2 separate regions of the Homo sapiens genome follow, and region 2 is linked to region 1. A link is a loop called in an ENCODE intact Hi-C map of the cell type or tissue named here. Cell type or tissue: dorsolateral prefrontal cortex. All regions are shown on one strand. Each heading gives the region's core, and the rest is flanking DNA. Links, peaks and the distances in the headings are about the cores only.

Region 1 (8,318 bases), core at 263-8,262:
TGAGACATTTATTATTATTATCATCTCTATTTAATATATGAGAAGATAAAGTATGGAAAGTTTAAATAATTTGGCAAAGGTCACTCAATAAATGACTGATTTCAAACTAATTCCAAGACCACTTCATTAATCACCACGTCTCTTCCCCTTGCTGTTCCATATTAAGCATGGCAAGCTAGAGATGTGGTTTAGATTTATGAGATGATCATCTGGACAGGATCTACAGGGCTTATTCACTGAAGTAATCCCTACTTTGCCTTCATAGAGCCAATAGGCAAGACAGATATAAACACAAGGGTGTACCATAAAGTCTTACTGGTAACATTTGGGCACAAATGAATCAGAGCTCAATTCTATTTGGTGAAAGCAGTGGAAGTATGCAGAAGGAATTCCAAAAGAAGAGGTTTGAGTCCCCCAATCATGTAGGTGTTTGGGAAACAAGTGGAAAAGGCCTCTAGCCAGGGGAAACAGTTTGAACAAAAGTATTGTATATTCTGGGAACTGAAAATAGTTCCATCTAGTTTAGGCTGAGGCTGAATATGGAGGAGCTGCATAAATGAAACTGGAAAGGTGAGTGAGATTACCTAATGAGGGACCTTATATGATATATGAAGTCATGGGGTAATTTATAATAATGAGGAGGGAAAGGTTATCAGGGAGTCATATGACCAGATTTGCATTTTTAACGATCACTGAGAAGGTAGTAGAAGGATGGATTGGAAGAGGGCAGGGAGACCATCTAAGAATTATCATTGTAATTTAAGCCTTTAATTAGTATTCAGAATCAGTAGATACATTTTTCCAAATTTCTGGCCAGAATACACTAAGTGATTGATATATTTTCAGTTAAGCATTCTTAAGCACAGTACAGTGTTAATCTGTTTATGCCTATCATGTTTATTACCTATAAAAGACAATGATAAAAATGTCATTTGACTGCAATTCCTCACTTGAAATCACAATGTCACCAAAAAAGAAAAATTATACAATAGAGCTACAAAAAATATTGTAAAATTACAAGCTTAAATAAATTGAACTAAATACAGACAAATTCTTTCAACTTGATTAATTTGCTCTCAGATTACAGAGAACTTCTAAAGGAGAAGGTCTATGTAGTCAAGAAATAAAAGTAATGATGTTTCATTGATTATGGCCAATTAAAGGGCCATTACTAGATGCTGAGCCCCTTGTGGGCAGAATTTTTAAAAATTCAGATATATGAATACTAATTACAACCATGGTAATAATAATATTGGTAACTGCCATCCATTAAGTCCCCACTATAAAGTTGTTGTTTCATGTGTATTATCTCATTTAAGCCATATACATATACCAACTCTATGAAGCAGGTGTCATTATTTCCACTTTAGAATAGGAAAATTGAGGCTCAAATAATTTATCCAAGATCATGTAGTAAGTGAAAAGCAGGGGTTTAAATTCCAAATAAATGTTATCTAGGAACTCATGTCCTTAACTGTTAAATTTCTACAATCTATCACTCCCTTAGATTGCTACTTGGTAGAAAGTCAATGTTTAATAAATGTCTGCCTTGGAAATACTTAAAAATAACAATACATGGTAACAAAAATTTATAAGCCCTAAAGGACTTGTTTTAATAGTGGAGAATAGATGGGAATAATATGTAATTAACAGAATGATATCTTATGCATAAAGAGATGAATGTAAATTTTGAAAATTCAAACCTAAGGGGGTAGACAAAAATAGGTAGTATATGGAGCTGATTTTCAGACAGTTGGAAAACTAAGGCTAAAAGGAAAGAAAAATGTAATGGGAATGTGCACATCAAAGACAAGGACAAGGGAGAAATAATAAGAGGAAGATTTGTGTTTGGTGGGGTCTGTGACATTCCATCAACAATTGCCTCAGGTGCTGTTCATCATTAGAGAGAAGATCCCTCACATAACCTAACAAACAGAAATTATTCCTACCACTTCAAAATTTATGTATTATTTTAGCAGTTTTTAAAAGCTGAAGTCATGGGTGATTGAGTTTAGTCTCTCAGTATTATTCAGGGTATGCTAACTGATGTAACAAACTATTTCAAAATCTAAATGGTACAAACAACCAAAGTTTAATTCTTGCTCATCTTACATTATATAGGCATGGGGGTTGAGGAGAACTCTGTCCCATGCAGTTACTTCAGTGGTCCAGGCTTCATTTACTGTAATCACTATTCCCTAGGACTTCAAAAGCCTGCAATGGATCCTCCACATCCGGTCAACAGTTTAAGATAAAATAAAAGAAAGTGAGGACACTCATGTAAGCTTTTGGTGGCCACATATGGAGGTGATATGCATTCCGCTCATACTCCAATTGGCCACACTCAGTCCTATGGCTCACCTAATTGTAGGGGAACTCTGATAGTAGCTTAGCAGAATATTAAAAAAAAAAATAGAGAGCAAAGATCAGTGAACAATTAGTCAGTTCCACCCTCCCTAATTATATTGTTAACTCCTAAGGGATATAAATAGTGTTTTATAGTCATTTATATGCCCAGTAACACCTAATAGAATTTCTGGCATATAATAATCTGTCAACTAATTGCTAAATGAGTGTATAAACTCTCTAGCTCATTCCTTAGCTTTGAGGCTATTTAAAGACCTTCATAGGTCCTAGGCACTCTTGCTTTAGAGGCCCACACCTGAGTAATATCAAAATAACAACATATACTCAGATGCCATTAAATATAATTCTATTGGCAAGATTAAAATAACATTTAAAATATGATTTTGAAATTATTTGACTACTATTGAATGGCAGAATTGATCAGAAATAAATGTATTGCATTGAAGAAGAGAAGCATATCAAGGCTTGCTAGGCAAAATAAAATGCATTGTTAGTAAATACAAGAAAAAATCGTATAGGTTGGAAATATCATGTTAACACCATACAAAATGTGGAGAAAAAAATGGAAAATGCAGTGTTCATGCCTTTGAAAGAAGAGTAAGCCAAGAACACGGTTGGATTTTGACCCAATGGAGGAGAAGATCTAAGAGTAAGCTACACAATACCCGTTCTGATTAACTTAGTAATTATACTGTATATCATAACACTTTTATAAAGAGAAATGACCCTATGAAAATAAATTAGTAATTAAACGTGGAATCACACATGAACCACTCCCCAGCCCCAACCCAGCGGGAAGATCTTGGGCTTTGGGGAGGAGTTTTGGCCGCAATGGATTAGAGTAAGAATTTGGGACATTATATAGGGGCTAAACTGGGGTCTGTGGGCTTGGAAACTTTTGCTGGCTAGGCATGTATTTTCTAATGACTTGGCTGTGCATAAATGAAATGTTTATCCATGGTACCTCATATATCTTAACTGATACCATCATTGTATAGCAGGAAACCCCAAAGGAGGGGGTAGAAGACAATCAAGAGTTTTAAGTAACTCATTTAAATAAAATCAGTTTTGGCTGGGCACAGTGGCTAACACCTGTAATCCCAGCACTGTAAGAGGCCAAGGCAGGTGGGTCAGTTGAGCCCAGGAGTTCAAGACCAGCCTGGGCAACATGGTGAAACTCTGTCTCTGAAAAAATGTAAAAATTAGCCAGGCATGGTGGCCCGTGCCTATAGTCTCAGCTACTAGGGAGGCTAAGGCAGGAGGATTCCTTGAGCCCAGGAAGATGGAGGTTGCAGTGAGCCAAGATTGGGCCACTGCACTCCAGCCTGTGTGACAGAGAGAGACCCTATCTCAAAAAAATAAAATAAAAATAAATAAGATCAGTTTTTATTTCTTCACAATGATTATACATATGAGGTGGAGCTGGAGGTCATTATCAAACTAACACAGGACCAGAAAACCAAATGCTGCATGTTCTCACTTATAATGAGAGAGCTAAATAACAGGAGCTAAGTGATGATGCACAGAGGAGAACGACACACACTGGGGCCTTTCAGAGGGAGGAGGGTGGGAGGAGGGAGAGGATCAGGGAAAAAACCTAATGGGTACTAGGCTTAATACCTGTGTGATGAAATAATCTGTACAACAAACCCCCATGACACAACTTTACCTATGTAACAAACCTGCACTTGTACCTCTCAGTTCAAAATAAAGGTTAAACAAAAACAGAAACCTAATAAGAGGTTGCACTAGTTACAAAATGAGAAAGTCTAACTTCAAAATTGTTTTCAAGTATAAAGACAATGTTTGTGATGCTAAGAATGAGGTTGACAGGTTATACGTTATTTAAATATTTAATTGAATATTTATTGATTTAGACTTTGGTGCTTTTCCTATTTTGAAGCCAATTTACACATGTTTTTCATGTCTCCAGTGTTTGTGTAAGCCCCTGAAAAGCTCACAGGCCCTGGGCTTTGTGCCTATATTGTGAAAAAGAACAAATGGTCATTCTCAGCACTTGGCAACTGGGTCTGCACCAGAGCATGGCATGGGTAGATAGGTCCATTCCTTCTCCTGTGCCTGGAAATCAAAGGCATTCTTGCCGAGGCTTTTGAGAGATGTTTAAATTCTACAAACATGTTAACGTCTTACCAGATGCAAGATCCTGTGCTGGTTGTTTGTAGAAGCCCTTACCTTCAAGGGCTTTACATTTAGCAGACAGTAATTATTTTTGCCTGAATCAACTTTTTACATATATTATGAAAGTAGAAATAGTTATTTTCTAACTCCATAGTTTCCTCTATATGTATTTTCTGGCATTCTATTGTAAGGCACAGCTTTTCCTTCTATCTATAGATCTATCTATCATTATCTATCTATTGATATATATATAATCTGTGTGTATATAAATGTATAAAATCAGTATGTAGTCGTGGATTCTTAAATTACTCAATGAGTTATTGTCTATTTATTTTGATGCTTATATTGTCCCAGATGTAACCAGGGTTGCCTCTTTAAGGTGGCTGCTGGGTCCCTTTGTCTTGTCCCCATATGAGCACTTTTTGATTTTCCAGGGAGCTCTGGATCTTTTTGTTGTAGTAGTTAGATTTGGGCGCTAGTAATGCTCCTGGTTAATGGTCTTTATTGCTTCCTTTAAATAAAGAAAGCTGGGACACACACACAAATTTATATCGGGATTTCCCATTACAATCCAAACTTCACAGGATTCTTCCTTTACTATGTATATTCCCTTTGTTTTATCCTTCTACAGTGAGAGACTTGGTTCTTAAGAATATCAGTATGTTTACTTAGTTACTTAGTTCTACAATATGCAAAAAATTCTCGGAAGTACTATACCTCTAAAGAAATAAATTTATTAAGAGTTCAATAGTTGTGTCAATTTTCATTTTCTTTAGATTAAGAATAAATAGTGAAACTACTATTCATGAAAGTTACTCAGATTAATTGCATTTTGTTTGTTGAATCCTCATTCAGGCTCACTACCAAATTTTGAAGTCTGGATAAATCTAACTGTTTTCAGCTTAAATGTCACATCCTAATGCTGACTTCCCAAACTCTCCATGTTAGGTTAGGTCCATCTGTTAGATGGTCTCATAGCACCCATTGCTTTTCCTATACAGAACTTTTCCTTTTCTTTTTTTAAATTTTATAATTATTTTTTATTTTCTGTTTTTTTATTATACTTTAAGTTCTTGGATACATGTGCAGAACATGCAGGTTTGTTACATAGGTATACATGTGCCTTGGTGGTTTGCTGCACCCATCAACCCATCATCTAGGTTCTAAGCCCCGCATGCATTAGGTATTTATCCTAGTGCTATCCCTCCCCTTACCTTCCCACTCTGCAGCAGGCCCTGGCGTGTGATGTTCCCCTTCCTGTGTCTGTATGTTCTCATTTTTCAACTCCCACTTATGAGTGAGAACATGCGGTGTTTGGTTTTCTGTTCCTGTGTTAGTTTGCTGAGAATGATGGTTTCTAGCTTCATCCATGTCCTTGCAAAGGACATGAACTCATTTTTTATAGCTGCATAGTATTCCATGGTGTATATGTGCCACATTTTCTTTATCCAGTATATCATTGATAGGCATTTGGGTTGGTTCCAAGTCTTTGCTATTGTAAACAGTGCTGCAATAAACGTGTGTGCATGTGTCTTTGTAGTAGAGTGATATATAATCCTTGAAATTAAGGCAGAAATACATAAGTTCTTTGAAACCAATGAGAACAAAGACACAACGTGCCAGAATCTGTGGGACACAGCTAAAGCAGTGTTTAGAGGGAAATTTATAGCCTTAAATTTATAACCCACATCAGAAAGTGGGAAAGATCTAAAATCGGCACCCTAACATCACAATTAAAAGAACTTTTCCTTCTCAATCTTCATCATAGTTTGCTGTTTCCCCCAGTACACAGTAGTTTCAAAAGGACAGAGATCAGTGTCTGTCCTGTCACCTCTTATTGCCCTCTGAACACATAAGCAGATATTAAAAAATGTTTGTTGAATAAATGAATTGTTCCTAATAGTTGATACAGGAACTCAGAATAAAAGAGAAATTATAAGAGTTCATTTCTTACCTTTATTGCTGCTCTGACTGTTCCACCCTTTTCCTTTCCTCTTCTGCAGGCAAAAGATATGTTTTAAATTTAGTTGAAAAGTATTTTTTAAGAAACATTTAATAAGCACCTACTGTGTATTTCCTGGGCACTGAAATACAGACAGAGATCATTCAGAGGATTAAGATCTGGTGCAAAAATATGTTGTCTAGGGACATAAGTAATCTTCTGAGGTTGCTGAAGGCCCCAGAAGGATTTGGGTAGATGTATTTCTACATTTGTCTGCTTAAAAGGTCATGTTTTTGTTTGACTAATGATCAGTACATTTTCATTTTCATTTTTAAAGATAGTTCTGTCAAGTTTGCTCTCTCTTCAGTGGCTAAGTGTAAAAATAAAACTTCTCACTTGAGTAGCCTATGAATTAGGTTATGCGTAGAAGTGCAAACCCATTACTGAAAGGACTACAGGGTAAATAAATGTAAATAATTTTCTTAAGGTGGGTCTTGAGCTATGTGACGTCTAATTTGTACCTTCCAAATGAAAACCACGTAGCCAATGATTAAATTAATTTTTTTCGTTATGTCTTACAAAAAAGTGAAGAGAAAACAAAGCAGTTTGAACAATGGTGAGAAGCTCTTCACAATGAATTTAGATGAAGTAGGAAAAAAATTGATATGACATGATTTCTGTCACATGCTTTTCTTTTCTCTATTGCTGCTGGACTCCAGGAGCACTGCAGCATCTTTCTTTATGCCCTAAATCAGATCATTGCTTGTTTCTGTTGAATTCTCAATATGCAGTTGAATAAAACTATGTTTGTAAGTCTCATTTTCTTCGTTACTAAAATGATGGTGCATTTTCAATATATTTGTTGAAGATTTAAAATTGTGTACAACAATGTTCTTACACTGTGCCTGATGCACACAGAGTATAAGTAAGTAATTTATAGTCATTATATGGATTCTTTATCTGCTGTCTGTGCACAGACAATTATTGAGTATTGTGTTTTATGAATGAGGTGAGATATTAATTAATGATTAGATACAGTCTGTGTCCCATATTAGGGCATGGCAGAGGCAGAATAAGAAAGGACAAACCTAAAATTACTCTTAGCAGTGAGGTAGAGAGAAGGCCATCCACAGCTGTTGAGGAGACACCAGAACGTGGCACCACAGTTCTCCAAAGTCCTCTGGAGAATGCAATGTATAAGGGATTCGATGTGGGTAAAACTTGGGATACAAAAGAGAGGGCAGAGCCTACAAACTCTGGGAATGGATGCTATGTTTAGAGCCAAGCCTGTAATTCAAGCCAGTCAGATCTTTCCACAGACACAAAAGTCAACAGTCATTGTACTAGGCCTCAAGACAAGACTCAGGTCCCTGGTAGAGATGGGCATGAAAAATGCAGGCCTTAGTCCTACACAGTCTGAGATCCTCAACATGTTCATTAAGAGTTTCAGCCAACAGAGAACAGGAGAGCTAGTTAGCAGAACTGGAATATAGAGAAGGGACTAAATCCTGAGAATTAAGTAGAAGATTTTTCTTCAAGGAGGGACCAAGACTGCAGTTAAAAAAGTGATAAGTATGATTGGGTGGTGACATAATACAAAGAATTGGGTTATAAAGACCCACATGAATCTGAGATTTTGCCTAGGAACAAGCTTTATTCATGATTTCAGGGATACAAATTATCATGAGTCATAGTGAAGCAGGAGAAATCTGGAATAGTCAGTGAACCTTACAAGGTTCTTTTCTTGCTGCATCAGGATGGGCTCAGGGCCCAGATTAATATATAAGATCTCTAATGAGTTATGCAATTAAGAAATTTATGGAGGAACAGCTGTTTGGATCATGAAACATCTCTACTTTATACTCAGTTA
Region 2 (8,318 bases), core at 270-8,269, 80 kb before region 1:
TGTTTGTCTTCAAACATTCTTCCTTCCTCCTATTATGAGGAATAAACTGCCATTACTCCTGTCCAGAGCCCAAACTGCCCACTACTAGAACCTGACAAAGTTCAGGTACTTTATTTCTGCAGTTGTCCTCCTTGCCTCCTACATTATCAGGGTTGATCTTTTTAGATCATTGCTATACTGTTATATCTCTCATCTTAAAAAAAATCCTTCCTTCAGCCCTCACCCTACTTCTGCCTCATTTCTTTGCAGCCTTTTACAAAACACTCCTTGAAAGAGTTGTCCATACTTGCCATCTTATTCTTCTTCTATCCAATCTGGCATTTGTTCCCACATTCTACCAAAATTGCTCTTGTCAGAATCACCAGGGCTCATCACCAGTGATCCGTACATATCCAAATACAAAGATCAGTTTTTTAGTCCTCATTTTGTTTAACCTCTCATCAGTACTTGGCACAATTGGCAGTTGTTCCTTTTTGAAACCCATTATTCACCTGCCTTATGTGATATCACTAACATTTTGTTTTATTTCTATCTATGGACTGCTTTTTTAAAAGATTCTTTTGCTGAATTCCTTTTATCCTCCCAACTCCTAAATATTAGAGTACCTCAGCTTTGTCCTATGGCCTCTTCTCTATCCACAGTCATTGCTTAAGAGATGCCATAAAAGTCCCATAGTGTTGTTATCTATGTTCTGACAATATCCAAATGTATCTCCAACCCAGATCTACCCCTTTATCTCAGACTCACAATTCTAGTTGCTTACCTTCCAGTTGCTTACCCATCTAATTGGAGACATATATATATATATGAAATTGGATGTCTAATGAGCATCTCAAGCTTAACATAGCCAAAGGTAGAAGTGTAGTACTATACTTTTAGAGATGATAATACTGACATCAATAGACATTTCTTAACTTGGTAAAAATCCTTATCAGGGAGCCATTATTTAAATCTACTTCCTTCTAACTGAAAGACTTTTATCTTTTCATTAAACTATGTTTGGTGTACTTTAATAAGTGTTAAGTAGTTTAGAAAAAGGATATACATATTTGTTGACTCTAAGCATTATATTCCATTATAACCCCATGGATTGTAAATTTTATAACTAAATATATCCATGTTGAATTTGTGGGATATCATGGTTCTACAGGAGGTAGGGGAGGCAGTGGTGAGGAATGACCTCTCCTACCTCTTATGACCAGAGATAAAGAGGTGTGTGCATACAGTTTGCATGTACTTACATTCTGCCTTGTGTGGGGTGCTGTCCCTTCCAAAACTCTTGTTGAAATTTAATTGCCATTATACCAGCATTAAGAGGTGGGCTCTTTAGGAAACAATAAGCCATGAGGGTTTTGCCTGCTTGGGTGGGTTTAATGCCATTACAAAAGGGGCAAGCTTGACCTCCTATTGCTTCTTTGCCTTTCTGCCTTCCACTACGTGGGAATGAAGCTTTTCTCTCCTTCAGAGGACACAGCAATTAAGGCACCATCTTGAAATCAGAATTGCCAAACCTGTCTGTACCTTAATATTGGACTTCACAGCTTCCAGAACTGTGAGCCTACAGATTACCATTTATAAATTACCCAGTCTGTGGTATTCTGTTAATATATCTTTTCCAATAACATGGACATGTCAGTCACCTCTCATGTACATATATATATACACACACACACACACACACACGTATACACGTGTGTACATATATATGCTTGTGTGTGTGTGCAGTTTTGGGGTTTCCTCCAAAATTTGAATGTGTATATAGTGTTCAGATTTTTTCACACAGGAGACTTTCATTTGAGCATATTGTTTCACTAGTTAAGGGCATCTACTTATCCTCAGTAAAGTACTTACTACTACTAACTGCCTGTATTGCAGCAATAGGCCCAGCTCCCTTTGAATGTTAAAGGGTTGAGAAACACCCATTAGCCAAGAGGGAGACAAAAGATCTCAGGGTTGATGAAATACTCCTATTCCATAAAGACAGGCTAAACTCAGCAGAACCATTTTAGCAACTATGCATTTAAATGAAAACCACATCTCTACTACACTGACTTTGATATAGTTTATTCTTTTTATTTGAGTCAGTAATGTTCTACAGAGTCATCACAAACAATTGAATTAGCAAATAGTGAACTGTTGCTCATAGGGAAAATGTAAGGTTAAGTTCCTATGAGCCTCTGATCGTAATATTTTTGCCAACTGGAATGCCATTTGCATTATATAGATTTGTTTGCCAGAGTCCTTGTAAAGCAAGCCAGTCTAATCAGCATTGAAAAACTGCTTTTCTACATAACCCTCTACTTGTATCACATTTAGCAGTTATTTTAAAAATTCTTCTGCACCTTCCTGATCTGCGGAACCCGCCTTGTCTGCAAGCTTAGCCTTTTTTGACTTTGTATTGCCTTTTAAAACATGTGAGCCAGCCAACCTAGCTAAGAAGGGTTAAACACTTTCCTGACTCTGGGTAATATGATCATAAATTTCTTTGGCTTTCAGACTCACAACAGTGTTGTCCACTTTGTTTTTTAAAAATAGGTTGTCATCTCATGAATCCACAAATTTAATTACTTTTCCTCTTTTTCATAATTTCATCATTCACTGTAGATATTACTTTAACACTTCCAGAGTGGTTTCATAAACAGATCAGCAAATTTTCTATTTCTTTTTGTAGGTGTCCTGTGTTGCTGATTCATTATCACTGAATTCATGGCCAACAGTCCTATAACTTATGCCTGAATGAAGCTTATCTGACACATCTATTTTCTCCATAAGGCACATCACAGCCTTCTTTCTCTTAGAAACATTAGACAGCAATCTAACACTATGCTTGGGGACTATTGTAAATAGCAAAGTCACCAGCAAAAATCACAACAATGTGAAAAGTGTGGCACTAAATAAACCACAGAAAGGACACTTGTTTACAGTATGAGAGCTGAAACAGGGAAACAGAGGGTTTCTTTGTTCTGCTTCAGCTGGGCATATGAATGTCAGTGGACTCCAATGTTTTGCTATTCTCTGCATGTCCGTGAATAACCATGAACACATCTTTGAGTATTGGTTTGGTGGTTACAAATAAATTTTAACAGGTTGGTGAATCTGTAACCATGGAATCTGTGAATAATGAGTGCAAGTCATGGCAAGGAAGTAATCTATATTCTTTTCACGCCAATGTGATTACTGAATAGACCCCTTTACCATAGACTCCAATTGTTCTTTGTATATAAAATGTTCTTAGAGGATTGTTATGCAAGGTAGCAAAGGTCAAGTTTTCATCACTTGGTACACATTAAGGAAAAGGCTTTATTAAAAAACTTAGGATGTGGGAACCAGTATGAAGGGGAGTACAGACCCCTGTCCTCTCATCATCTTACAGAAAAGCAATCTGGGGCAAAGGGCCATATGTAGGAGGGTTATATTCAAGAGACGAGGCCCCTGAAAGCAATCTTATGAGTTGGGAGTGGGGTCATAGAGGGACAAACTATTTGGGTGCCAAACAGTCTGAGTATAGATGGCAGCTATTTTCAGATTTCTGTGAAATTCAGCTGCCCAGCATCTGGAGAACTTGAAGCCTGTGGGAAGTTTCACACCCTTCTGCTTGGGGAAAAGAGTCACAAGTCTGAGGATCTGAGTTCAGGTGTAGCCTTTCCCACTGAGAGAATGCAGGAATCTGAGATCCAGACAATGCAGAGTGAGCTTCCATAGTTGATTTAAGTCATATTTTCTCATTGCACCATTATGGTAATTGAATTGTTTGTGTTAATTTGATTTCCAGATTGGAAGAAGTTCAATATTTATTTTTAAATGTAATTTTAAAACTATATTGTCCATCTTGTCTTAATTTTTTTTTTCTGGAGACCAGGTTAAATTGATCTCTGGAAACCTGACCAGAGAATATTGATATGTACTAGTCTATATTTGAAACTGCTATAAAGTACAGCATTATCTGTGTTATCTATGTGTGTTACATGTTGGTTATATAAATCACATAACTTCCTTTAAAAATTATACAAATTATTCTACCCTTTCCAAAAAGTACTTCTCTATTCAACTTGGACAATGAGCTAAAGAAATCCTCAATTAAAAAGCAACCTAACCTATCTAATTTTATCTAAGTTTCTACCACTTTTACTTTCTTTAGCCTTAAATTTAAAGGTTTAAATTTTTAATAGTTTAAAATTTTCAAAGAAATAACCTTTTTTTACTTGTAAATCTCTTTAAAATTATTTTATTAGAGATGGTGAGAAGATTGACCAGGACCCATTCTCAGCCAGAGCCACAGATTCTATACACTCCAAAGGAAGATTCCAAAATATTCCCTAAATGATTTTTCCCAAAAACTTCAGCTTTGAAGGACATTTATAAGATAATCATTGTTAAACACAGAGTGTCATGCAATGATTTTCTTGTATTACCCATTTTTATTACTCTTTAATCTGGTTAACTTTCTAAAAACAAACTTAAGCCAAACACACAAAAATAAGGATTTAAAATATAAGTCAATTTATAACAACAGATCAATTACAATGGTCCATAAAAATGAAAAAATATATAACTTAAACAATTCTTATAAGCATAGCCCAAATTCTAATCTCTCTTGTTTGTTTTGCAAAGAGGTTTCAGAAACATTTAGTTATTGTTTTACAAATGGAAATGCTATGTTTCCATTTAGGAGGAATGAAATCCTGAATATTAATTTGAATCCAGTTGACTTTCATTCTTCTATAAACTCACAGAATCTCAAAGTCTAGAGTTTGTTATCTGTAAGGACAGAGATTTAAGCCACACACATTAAAAATTTTTTTAAAAAGTTTAAAATTTTGTCTTCTAACTAGCACTGCACTTACAATTTCAAAACTTTTCTTCTTTAAAACACTTTATTTGCAACTAACCTTTTTTAAAGGTGTTCCTTTGGAGAGGATCAATAAAAGCACAGCATTTCTCCACTCTCACCTCTTAAAACCTTTGGCTTCCTACCAGTTTCCCTTGTTGCTCAGTCTTTTTATTGTTGACAATTCTCAGAGGTTTCTGTTATGTTCCTCTGAAGGCATGTCCCTTGTCAAAGAGGCAGGCTACTTTCTGAGGTGTCTTTTATTTTTCTTTAGCTGCCCCTTCATTTTTGATATCCTTCATTAGGGCAGCCCATTGATCCAGGTGCAAGGCCTGGGTAATCTGCTAGACATTCTGATAATCATCTTGACTCATGCTGGGGTCACAATGGTACCCACAGAAGCAGCCATGACATAGGGACAGCATAGCTATTTGCCAGTTGTCATAGCTAATATACTACTATTTACAGCCGCTCTCCTTGGGGACTAGGAAGAGAAAGGGAAAACTCTTTCCTTCTTTTGTCATTGAAAATGGCATGACATGGCATGGCATGGCTACCATTTCTGGCTTCTCTGTCATTTCCAGTACCAAAATGGCCTGAGCAGAGTTTACTATGATGATCTGCTAGTTCTCTGCAAGTTTTCTTCTCTCCCTTGGTCTTTTTAGACTCTTATCACTTTGACCACACCTTGCTTGTAGACTCTTTTTGGTCGTGGACCTTGGGCATCTTTATCTTTTTCCACACTTCTGAAGATAACTCCAGTTCTATTCATTCATGAGGATATCCCCAGATTTTTTTAGGGCTGTGAAAGTTTCTCTCTATTTTGGATCTGTCTCTGTAATAAAGCAAATGTTTACTGGTTTAAATGTTGCATCTCCTTCCAACACCCCATCATGGGCATTAGTCTATCCCTGCATTTTTTTATGCCAGGCACTATTCTAGTTTCTCTGCATTTCCCTTAGTGCAGGTCAAGTTGTGTTGCTAGTGTCTCTGCAGAAACAACCTTGCACCTTGCCTATGTGCCAATTTTTTGACCTCTTGAGAAATTTAAGTGGTGGGTTCCAGTCCCCAACCCAACTTAGGTCACAAGGGGAATGGACTTCCACCATTTCCAGTTGTGGTAAGAAAAGAAATTATGTAAAATGCTTAAGCAACACTCTGGTTTAAGTATTATTTTTCCTGGCAGTGGGACTAATGAGTAGAGTAGGTGAGATATCATGGTGCTGAATAAATACCTGGTAATTAGTAAATACCTGACTTAGTATTCTCATCAACAAATGTACATGGAGAAATAACAGATATGCAATGTTCCCCAAAAATATCTTGAATATGCAGACCAAAGTGTGCCCTTTTATTATATATAATCTAATATTCATCCTTCAGGATCTCATTGTTTTTGGTACAAACCTCTTCAAATCTCTCCAGACCTTTGTTAAAAGGTGAAGATAACTAGATCACATATAGCTCCAACTCTGATTACCAATTCATTTGCAAGTGGTTTTTCCCATTATGATGCCCATGACATGGTGAAGGAGTCTATTACCAAGGAGACTGACTGTGGACCTTGAGAATTTCAGCCCTGTCTGTAACATGAGGTCCGATAGTGTTCTCAGGGCACGTCAGGATACCTCCTGGCAATATGTTTATAAATAGTCTTCAGCTTCTCCTTTGTTTTTTTTGTTTTTTTTTTTTGAGATGGAGTCTCGCTCTGTCACCAAGGCTGGAGTGCAGTGGTGCAATCTTGGCTCACTGCAACCTCTGCTTCCCGGGTTCAACGATTCTCCTGCCTCAGCTTCCTGAGTAGCTGGGATTACAGGCATCCACCACCATGCCCAGCTGATTTTTTTATTTTTAGTAGAGATGGAGTTTCACCATGTTGGCCAGGCTGGTCTCGAACTCCTGACCTCATGTGATCCACCCACCTTGACCTCCCAAATTGCTAGGATTACAGGCATGAGCCACGTCACCCAGCCTCAGCTTCTCCCTTTAAAATCTTTTTTTGATGTGTTTCTCTAAGATGTTCCTGATATATACATGTTCCTTTGAATTCACTGACTTTCCACATTGCATCTCTTCTAATTCTGAAACTTTTTATTCTTCCATGCCATGGATTTCCCCTAATTCTCCTGATCAGTATTGTCCATTTAATATAATCAATGTGGTAAGTACTTTGGTAGAAGTGTGACACAATAGCTATATGGAATTGGAAAGAGGAATTATTGATTCCATAAAGGAAGAGAGGGATCCTGAAGGATTTCCTAGATGACCTCACATTTGAAAAACATTTGAAAAATGCATGCAATGGAAGACTAAGGAGAACACTATGAGAACAGCATGCACAAGTTGTTGGGGGAAACGAGGAGTACTACAGTGTAACTGAAGTAGGGACAGGTTGGAGGAGAGATGTCAGGGCAGATAGCTAAGGGCCGTGAACCCACGCTAAAGACTATGAACTTCATATGGGGTCTGGAAAGCAGTTGAGTAAGTAGTGAAATATATGTATTAGAAACAAAATCCTAGCAGAAAGAAGTAAAAACAGATAGGAAAAGAGGATAAACTGAGGTAAGGAGACTAGTTAGGAGATCCTCATTCCTCAGAGAAGTGAGTCTGCTTCCTTTCCTCCATGCCTGCTCCCTCCTGGTGCTGTAAAGCAGTTCTGGTCTCCCTAAACAGAGCTCTGAGGGAAGGAGGGATGTTCGTGGCTTTAAATATGTGCCCTGAGTAAGGGTCTGGCACTAGGGTGGCTTCCATAGTGGGAGCTTACAGCTGTAACCTTATTGGGAATACAGCACCTAGCATATCATAGGTGCTCAAAAATATCTGTAGAATGAGTGAATAGGGGGGAAAAAACCTTTTCTGGCATTATCACACTCACAAAGTAAGAAGTCCCCTTTTACATTCCCCCTTGGGATAAATTATATAAAAAAGATTCTCTTAAAATCTAGGACTCATTTTTTTCCAGTCAGTCACATTTCCTTGAAAATTGATTCTGCACCCTGCCATGGAGGCCACCTGGGGGTTAGAAATAGCATGGGCTTCAGAGCCAGGCTGATTCAGGTGCACATCCTTACTTAGTAATTGCGCGAACTTGAATAATTTTGTAACTTTCTGATCCTCCATTTCCTCATCTGTCTACTAACAATGAGGAAAGGGTTGCAGTGAGGAAAGAGATAATGTCTGTAAAATGCTTATGCCAAAATGTGGCTGCAGTTCAGCCATATGCACACAGAATACATGTGCAGGAGCTCTGAGATCCAGTCAGAGAGAGAGCTGCAGAATTATATAGCAGGGTGGCCATTGCACCTCTCCGCTCCTCCTCTACTCCAGTCTTGGACCACCTCTACTTAGGCTGCATCTGAGGCCAATGCATGTACTAAGTCAGAATCAGACAGAACTCATCCCATGTAGCAGATATAAATCTCAGTCCAAAAAAAATGAAGAAAACCTCATTGTACAAGAAATATGAACTTTATATTTCCATGTGAATTAC

The links. A loop is a pair of places that touch in the nucleus more often than their neighbours do. Peaks named below come from ENCODE experiments on the same cell type or tissue, not always from the same donor. Only the 100,000 strongest peaks of a DNase experiment are listed, where the experiment ranks them.
Region 2: a loop joins it to region 1, with 11 times the contacts of the local background. A loop is called at or near these places in 2 of 110 quality-filtered maps.

The regions. Positions count from the first base shown.
Region 1 is chr3:180,331,306-180,339,623 of GRCh38, reverse strand. No RefSeq gene overlaps it. Among named protein-coding and RNA genes, the nearest start is that of LINC02053, 79 kb to the left of the region's middle. In dorsolateral prefrontal cortex, for the core only: no CTCF peak of the experiment used is centred there; a DNase peak (open chromatin) is centred at 4,364; H3K4me3 peaks cover 736 bases.
Region 2 is chr3:180,411,029-180,419,346 of GRCh38, reverse strand. LINC02053 (long intergenic non-protein coding RNA 2053) reads right to left here and starts at 5,174. Exons shown (of 2, transcript NR_132416.1): 1 at 4,890-5,174. In dorsolateral prefrontal cortex, for the core only: no CTCF peak of the experiment used is centred there; no DNase peak of the experiment used is centred there; H3K4me3 peaks cover 784 bases; H3K27ac peaks cover 478 bases.